Regions from separate parts of the Homo sapiens genome. Here region 2 is linked to region 1. A link is an interaction called in ENCODE POLR2A ChIA-PET data of the cell type or tissue named here. Cell type or tissue: HepG2. All regions are shown on one strand. Each heading gives the region's core, and the rest is flanking DNA. Links, peaks and the distances in the headings are about the cores only. Region 1 overlaps MTR (5-methyltetrahydrofolate-homocysteine methyltransferase). Region 2 has its middle 13 kb from the start of MTR.

The links. ChIA-PET counts read pairs that join two places held together with the same protein. Peaks named below come from ENCODE experiments on the same cell type or tissue, not always from the same donor. Only the 100,000 strongest peaks of a DNase experiment are listed, where the experiment ranks them.
Region 2: POLR2A ChIA-PET joins it to region 1 with 6 read pairs; 9 of 35 experiments call an interaction of 5 or more read pairs at or near these places.

Annotation. Positions count from the first base shown.
Region 1 is chr1:236,842,865-236,847,263 of GRCh38, reverse strand. All of the region lies in intron 15 of MTR (5-methyltetrahydrofolate-homocysteine methyltransferase), which reads right to left. Among named protein-coding and RNA genes, the nearest start is that of MTR, 50 kb to the right of the region's middle. In HepG2, for the core only: no CTCF peak of the experiment used is centred there; DNase peaks (open chromatin) are centred at 1,233 and 2,483; H3K4me3 peaks cover 931 bases.
Region 2 is chr1:236,780,417-236,784,815 of GRCh38, reverse strand. No RefSeq gene overlaps it. Among named protein-coding and RNA genes, the nearest start is that of MTR, 13 kb to the left of the region's middle. In HepG2, for the core only: no CTCF peak of the experiment used is centred there; no DNase peak of the experiment used is centred there.

The DNA of each region.
Region 1 (4,399 bases), core at 223-4,222:
TAGTTGAAGATGGGCGAGAGAACCCTGGAGGAAGCAGAGGCCCATCCTGGGGCTGTAATTAAAAAAAGAAGTGGCCCGGCCCAGTACAATGGCTCACATCTGTAATCCCAGCACTTTGGGAGGCTGAGGCAGGTGGATCACCTGAGGTCAGGAGTTCGAGAACAGCCTGGCCAACATGGTGAAAACCCATCTCTACTAAAAATACAAAAATTAGCCAGTTGTGGTGGCAAAGGCCTGTAGTCCCAGCTACTTGGGAGGCTGAGTCAGGAGAATTGCTTGAACCCGGGAAGCGGAGGTTGCAGTGAGCTGAGATCACGCCACCGCACTTCAGCCTGCACGACAGAGTGAGACTTGATCTCAAAAAAACAAAAACAAAAACAAAAACAAAAAAAACAGAAGTGATGGAAACGGATGTTTGTGCCTTTCAAGAGAGACACTGACAAGTAGGAAGGGAAACACTGAAGAAAAGGAAGTTTCCAAGGGAAAAAATCTAAAAATCAATACCAAAGGGAAAAAATTTACCAAAGAAAAAATAAGCCAATTACAATAAAAACAACAAACAAAACACACAGGAATGATCTAGAGATTGCCTATTTAGGGATAATTACAAAACTCCATTGAATGAGTAATTGAAAGACACGCCATGTTCCTCAATGACAAATCTAAACACTGGCAAGATACCAATTCCTTGTTATTTTCCAGGTTAGGATTAATTAGATATTAATCAAGATCCAATGGTTCTCCATAATTAGAAATTTATTTTCAAATCATTTTAAAACAAGAAAATGAAAAAAACAGGAAAATGTGTTGCATATATTGATTATTCTTTTATATAGTTTACACATGTGCAAACAAAAACTAATATAGACTATTCTGCTATTATGTGATAATTATATTTCTAAGACACTTCACGTTATCAAAAATTGTCATACAAAGTCATTTTTGTGAACCTAAGGATTATATGAAAAAAATTAAAAATCATTTCATTTAGAAAAAGAGAACTAAATCTAGAGTCAGTATACTTGTCCCATAGAAATTTCAATAATAAAGGTGTCCTGTATCTTGTTATGTAGAGTTAAGAATAACAGTTGGTCAAAACTATTAGCAACAACAAAAAACATAGAAATGTTTTCTTGTTGCCTTTCAATCCAGAAGTCTCAGGCCCAGCCTCCTGTCATATCTGGTCTTGACCTTGCAGTTGTGTTTGCAACATGGATCACAGACATTAACCAAACACTCAAACACAGCAGCCAGATATTGAAACAAAGCTGGTGTGCCTTGCTTAGTCGCAACAGTAGTTTCCCATTTGAGGGAGTTGTTTTTTTCCCCTATAATCAGTGGTGTCAATCCAAGCAAAGCAAATCCCGGTTCTTAACTGATTGCTACATCCAATAGCATTATGAGAACTCAATCAACAGAAAACATGCCTTTATATAAAAATACCTGTATTGCTGGCTTCTTAACTTTGAAAGTATACAGGATTTTTGCTTTGCTTTTTATAATTTTCAATATTTATGACAATTTGACAGTGAGCATACATGCTGCTCCATAATCTGCATAATATTTAAATACTCTGGAGAATAGTCCAGTAAAATTATGTTACCTATCTATTTCTCTTCAGTTGGGCACTTGGGCTGTTACATTTTCAATAATGTTGGTGTAAAATCTCGGCATATACAGTATCCTTATGCTGTTGAATTCTTTTGTTGGAATAATTTCCCAGAAATAAGATTATGAACTCAAGGGGTATAAACAATTTTTTGTCTCTTGACAGGCATTATATTCTCTTTCAATAGGACTGTACCAGTTTATACTACACTCTGCAACAAATGAGCCTTCAGTTTTATCACTGCTGTATCTACACAGACCTTGACCATTTTTTACTTTACTAATTTAGTAGGGATAAAACATTACCTTAATGCTGCTCTAATTTGTATATCTTTCATAACTAGCAAGTTAATTTTTTTTCCTACATTTGCTTTTAATTTGTGGTCACAGTTAAGTCTAAATTGGGAAAACCTATCCTTAGACAAGACCAAGCACTAAGCAGTGCCAATAAACAAAGCACAGAGTAAACACAGGATGTGGAAACATACACCAGTCTTCAAATGAGGAAGACCAAAGGTAAAAACTTGGTTCCACCATGTCCTAGATATGACACTGGTCCACTGTAAAATGCAATGGCCGCCACCTCGGTGGTCACTCTGAAGACTAAACGAAATAACCTCTGCTGGTGGTTTTCAACCAAAAGATACATGAGAATCACCTCCAAGGCTTTAAAATGTCTAAAGCCAGGCCTCATCCCAGACCAAATGAGTCAAAACTCAAGGGCTGAAGTCCAGGAGTGTGTACGATTTTTCAAAAGCTCCAGCAGTGACTGCCTTCCCTGTCAGAGTGAGTCTGCTTTGCACTCCTAGTTAAGCACCACAGATCCCTAAGGCACAACATTCCATTCTCACTCTGAGTTGACCTTGCTTCCAACTTCACTGAGAAAACAGAAGCAATTATAGACTCCCGCCAGCACATCAACCAGCATGCCTGCAGATCTGCACTCTTTACTCTGCCTTCTCTTTTGTACTTTGAGCAAACTGTCCAGCTACTGATCTAAAGCCACCCCTCCACTCACACAGTGACTGCCATCTCTCTCAACTCACAAGGTCATGGCTCTGGCAAATGTATCCTTTATCTCCTGCATCAGTTCCTCCCTCTCTCTCCCAGATCATTCTCATTAGCTTACAAAAACATGTTGTCACAGCATCTACACACACACACACACACACACACACACACACACACACACACACACACACGCCCTTTCTGAACCTCGTATTTCCCCCCTGGTTTCCACCCTATTTTTTTGCTCCCCTTATGGCAGAACTGTAAAAAGTTGCCTATACTGCTGCTTCTATTCTTCTCCTATTCTCTCTTGAACCCACTCCAATAAAGTTTTCATCTCCTTGGAAACAGTACAGCAAGATCACAAATGACCCCATTTCTAAATCCAACGGTAAACTCTTGGTCTCATCCCACTTGATCTATCTACAACTCTTTAAACAGCTGAACATGCCCTTTTCTTTGATGATTGTTCTTCACTTGGCTTCCAAGGGAACTCTCTCTTCTGACTCCCCTCCTACCATACAGGCTGCTCCTTCTCATATCCTTCTGATGGTGTTTCCTCTTCTCCCCAGTGCCCTAAGCACTGTGGCTCTAAGACTCACTTAGTCCTAGGACTTCTCTACAGTCATTCCTTTGGTGAGCTCAGCCAGTCTCACTATTTTAAATAGCATGTACAAATAATTCCCAAAAAAAGGAATCCTATCTTCAAGCCAGACTTTGCCCATGAAATCCACTCATTTGCACAACTGCACACTCGACATACCCACCACATACTAAGTCCAAACCCAAACTTCTCCTTACCCCATCCCAAACCTGCTTCTCAGTCTTTCTTACCTCAGTAGCTCCTTCCTTTCAATTGCCCAAGCCAACAGATTCTAAAGTTATCCCTGACTCCTCTTTCTTTCACAACCTATACCCAATGTGAATACAAATCCTATTGGCTCTATGTTAAAAATATATGTAGAAACAGATGACTTTTAACATCCTCTTTTGCTTTCACCATGGCCCTAACCATCACCATATCTCATCTGAATTACAGCAATAAACTCTAACATTTCTGCTTTGGCCCTAACAGACCATTCTCCACAAAGAACCAGAGAGGTTTAAACATAAGTCAGATCATATTCGCTCCTCTGTTCAAAAGTTTTCAGTGGTGTCCCCACTCACTCTGAGTAACAATGTTAACCAAAAGTGTTAGGAATGGCCTCCAAGGCCCTATGTGATTTGATCTGCCACCTTTCCAACCTTGTATCTTCCCAATCTCCTCCTCTCCCCTCTGCTCCAGCTACTCTGGCTTCCCTGTTGGTTTTCAAACAGGACAAGCATCTATCTACCTCAAGATTCCCTCTGCAAAGAACACTCTTCCCCTACATTTTCACATGGCTCACCTAGGCTTCTGCTAAAATGTCACATCATCCATGAGGCCTTCCCAAACTATCCTACATAAAATAACATTCCCCCACCTCCATGCTGAGGGGGGATCAAATCCTCTTTTCCCTTTACCGTATTCAACACCATTCAACGTGTGTATATACACACACACTTTTTTTTTTTTTTTTTTGGAGACAGAGTCTCACTCTGTCACTCAGGCTGGAGTGCAGTGGTGCAATCTCACCTCACTGCAACCTCAGTCTCCTGGGTTCAAGCAATTCTCATGCCTCAGCCTCCCCAGTAGCTAGGATTACAGGCATACATTACCACATCTGGCTAATTTTTGTATTTTTAGTAGAGACGGGGTTTCACCATGTTGGCCAGGCTACTCTCGAACTCCTGAACTCAGGTG
Region 2 (4,399 bases), core at 229-4,228, 62 kb after region 1:
CAACCTGGGTGACAGAATGAGACCCTGTCTCAAGGAAATGAAAAATAAATAAATAAAAAGTCTTATTTAAGTAATGCTATGGTTGAATATGTCCCCCAAAGTTCGTGTGTTGGAAACTTAATCTGCCATATTCATATGTTGATGGTATTTGTAAGTGGAGCCTTTGGGAGGTAATTTGGGTTAGATGAGGTCAGCAGGGTGGGGCCCCCATTATGGGATTGGTGGCTTCATAAGAAAAGAGAGAGGCCACGTGCAGTGGCTCATGCCTGTAATCCCAGCACTTTGGGAGGCTGAGGCAGGCAGATCACCTGAGGTTGGGAGTTCAAGACCACCCTGGCCAAAATGGTGAAACACCATCTCTACTAAAAACACAAAAATTAGCCAGGTGTGGTGGCACACGCCTATAATCCCAGCTACTTGGGAGGCTAGGACAGGAGAATCATTTGAACCCGAGAGGCAGAGGTTGCAGTGAGCAAAGATCGTGCCACTGTACTCTAGCCTGGGTGACAGAGTGAGACTCCATCTCAAAAAAAAAAAAAAGAGGGAGAGAGAGAGAGATCCAAGTTGACATGCTCCTATTCTCTGTCTCCAAGTGATGCCTCTCACTATGTTATGACACAGCAAAAAGGCCCTCACCACCTGCCAGGCCGTCAACCATGGACTTCGCCTACAGAACTGTAAGAAAAAAATATCTGTTTCTAATAAGTTCCCCAGTCTGTGTTATTCTGTTATAGCAACTCAAAACAGGGTAATACAGACTATTTTTTTTCTGTCTTGGAATCTGCTGTAACTACAGAAACATCTAACACCTGGCACACAGTAGCAAGTGAACAACTAATTTTTGCAAGAGTAAATTACTGGAGCTATATGGTAATCACCATTTTTCAGACATTATCAAGCGAACACTGCTAGCTCAGCTTTCACAGCAGACTCTATAAAAGATTGAGAGAGAGTGAGAGATTGAGATTGTTTGTTGTTGTTCTTTGCTTTTTAAATGGGGTGTAATTTGAAAGCTACAATCATTGTCTAAAATTGGAAATATGATTCCTTTATTTGTCAGTGGTAAAATAAATCTCACTGGGTTTACATTAAATAAAATAAAATAATCCCTAGGTCAAGTTGACTGTAATTTGGTGAAAGGTATTAATCCTGGTAAAGAAACACTGAGTCCCTCAGAAAATGAGTGGAGTGGAAATGAGTACTGGTTAGGAACAGAGGCACAGAGAAGGGAACTCAGCAATGTCCACCTTGCTGATGGGATCTTTAACCTTGTGCTTCAGATAAAGTGCAACTGGTATCTATAATGGAGATTGGGTCCCTCAGGTTTTTGTGGCTTAACAATATCACCCTTCAAAGTCACCCAACAATTGCCTAAGTGGTGAGCTAGTCCTTCTCTGGTGACAGTTGACCATATTGGGATTGCTCTTTCCATTTAAAGTGGAATAAGAATATATTTGGTGTAGGATTAAGAATACCTACATGTATCATATGCTTCTTTTCTTCTTCTTTTTTTTTTTTTTGAGATGGAGTTTCGCTTTTCTCACCCAGGCTGGAGTGCAATGGCACAATCTCGGCTCACTGCAACCTCTGCCTCCCAAGTTCAAGTGATTCTCCTGCCTCAGCCTTGTCAGTAGTTGGGATTACAGGCGCCCACCACCACACCCAGTTTTTTTTTGTATTTTTAGAAGAGATGGGGTTTCGCCATGTTGGCTAGGCTGGTCTCGAACTCCTGACCTCAGGTGATCTTCCTGCCTCGGCCTCCCAAAGTGCTGGGATTACAGGTGTAAGCCACTGCTCCCGGCCAACTTCTGAAAGTATGTAAGGTAGCTTTTACACCTGGATGGCCAGTTGGTATTAAGGACCCTAATATAAAGTTCTTATGAAAATTAAAACCATTAATTTGGATGTCACACAAAAATGAATGAGTGACTGAAACCATTAAAATTAAATAGTGTACATATTGCTTCAAATAAATATTTAATCACCCATTATTCATTTATTCTGTTTGTCAAACACCATTCATTTACATTGCAAAGTTAGTTCTGTAGAGTGTTACATCTTGGATTTTTTTTTTAATTAAGAACTAACTCAACTGGGCGCAGTGGTTCACACCTGTAATCCCAGCACTTTGGGAGGCCAAGGTAGGAGGATTGCTTGAGCCCTAGGGTTCAAGATGAGGCTGGACAACATACGGAGACCCATTTTTATAAACAATAAAAATAATTAGCCGATGTGGTGGCACGCACCTGTGGTCCTAGCTACTCAGGAGGCTGAGGCGAGAGAATCACTTCAGTGTGGGAGGTCAAGGGTGTAGTGGGTCTTGATTGCACCATTGCACTCCAGCCTGGGTGACAGAGGAGAGACGCTGTCTCAAAAACAAACAAACAAACAAAAACTTAATTTCAAAGAAATTGAAATAAGTGGCATTTTTCGGACTATGAAAATGTATAATAATGAGAGCAGAGCTTCAGAAAATTCAATAAAACAAGGGTTTGTTGAGTGCTTAAAGTGAATAAGCACTATGTCAGGTGCTTTGGGGATAACAAGGATGTTCGAAATAGGATTTCTTCCCCAAAGAGGCTGCAATATATAGACCAAAAGTGGATATAAATGAGTAAGAACAGATCATAATAAATGAAATAATGGAAATACAAATGAGAAGCTACTGACTGGAGAAAAGGAAGAAATTAATTTAAAATATGAAGTATTGAGAAGGATTCATGGAATGAGATGGGTTTGAACTCTAATGCAAAAGAGAAGGAAAAAGAGTAGCCTTTAGTTGCAAGTAATTTTTGAAGAAGGGCACATGCATGATAGATGCTTTAAGCTCTACTATATATAAAAGGTCTTTCTATTGCTCATATACATGAGCAACTAGTTGGCTGTCTATGAAATTCTTTTATTTTTAATTTATTTTTTGTAGAGATAGAGTCTGGCTATGTTGAACTCACAGCTTCAATCAATCCTCTCTGCCTTAGCCTCTCAAAATGTTGAGATTACAGGCGTGAGCCACCATGCCTGGCCCTTCTAAATTCCTGAATGACAACCTTTTGCCTCTCAAAACTGATTGCTGTGTTATGATCACAACTTGTTCCCCTCAAAGTTTTTTTTAAAACAGCTTTATGGAGATGCAATTAACATACCATGTAAAGTGTACAGTGCATTGGGTTTTGTTACGTTACATTATTATTTTTATTATGGTAAATTATTTATAACATAAAATTTACCTTTTAACTATTGTTTAAATTTATTTTTATTTTTTTTTAGAGACAGAGACTCGCAATGTTTCCCAGGCTGGACTCGAACTCCTGGGCTCAAGTGATCCTCTTGCCTCAGCCTCTTGAACAGTTGGGGCTACTATTTTTAAGTACACAATTCAGTGACGTTAATTATATTCACAATGTTGTGCGACCATCGCTATTTAGTCCCAAAATTTTTCACCACCCCAGACAGAAACTCTGTAAGAAGAAAGCAATAACTCCTTACCCCAGCCCCTGGTAAATCGCTATTCTACTTTCTGTCTTTATGAATTTGCCTGTTCTAGGTACCTCATATAAGTGGAATCACACAGTATTTGTCCTTTGGTGTCTGGCTTATTGCACTTAGCATAACATAATGTTTTCAAGGTTCATGCATGTTGTAGGATGTATCAGAACTTTATTTCTTTTTATGGACTTACCTTCTGTCAATCTATTTCTGTACTTACCTTCTCTCTTCTGGTTCTATCAAATTATTGAAAGTGGAGTACTGAAGTCTCCAACTATTATTGTAGAACTGTCTATTTTTCCCTTCAATTCTGTTCATTTTTGCTTTATATATTTTAGGGCACCTTTGTTAAGTATCTTTATGTTTATAATTGTTATATCTTGTTGCTGTATTGGCACTTCTATCAATATATAATGTCCTTCTTTGGCTCTTATAAACTTTTTAAACATAAAGTACATTTTTCCTGACAGTAATGGAGCCATCCCAGCTCTTTTTTGGCTACTATTTGCATGAAACATCTTTTTCCATCCTCTTTGTGTCCTTATATCTAAAATGAGTCTCTTGTAGATAGTATATACACAGATATACTATCCTTACTTACTTTCTTACCCTTTTCTTACTATATCCCGTTTTCTTACTCAATCTACCAATCTGTCTTTTAATAGGAGAGCTTAATCCATTTATGTTTAATATGATTACTGATAAGGCAGGAACAAATATTCCTGCCCTTTAGCTATTTGTTTTTTGTGCATCTTATGTGTTTTTTGTTCTTCAATTCCTCCATTACTGTTATTTTTGTATTTAGTTACTTTTTGTGGTGTACCATTTTTATTCCCTTCTTTTCTGTATATTTTTAGTTGCTTTTTTAGTGGTTACCTTGGTGGTTACAATTCGCATCTTAAACTTATAACCA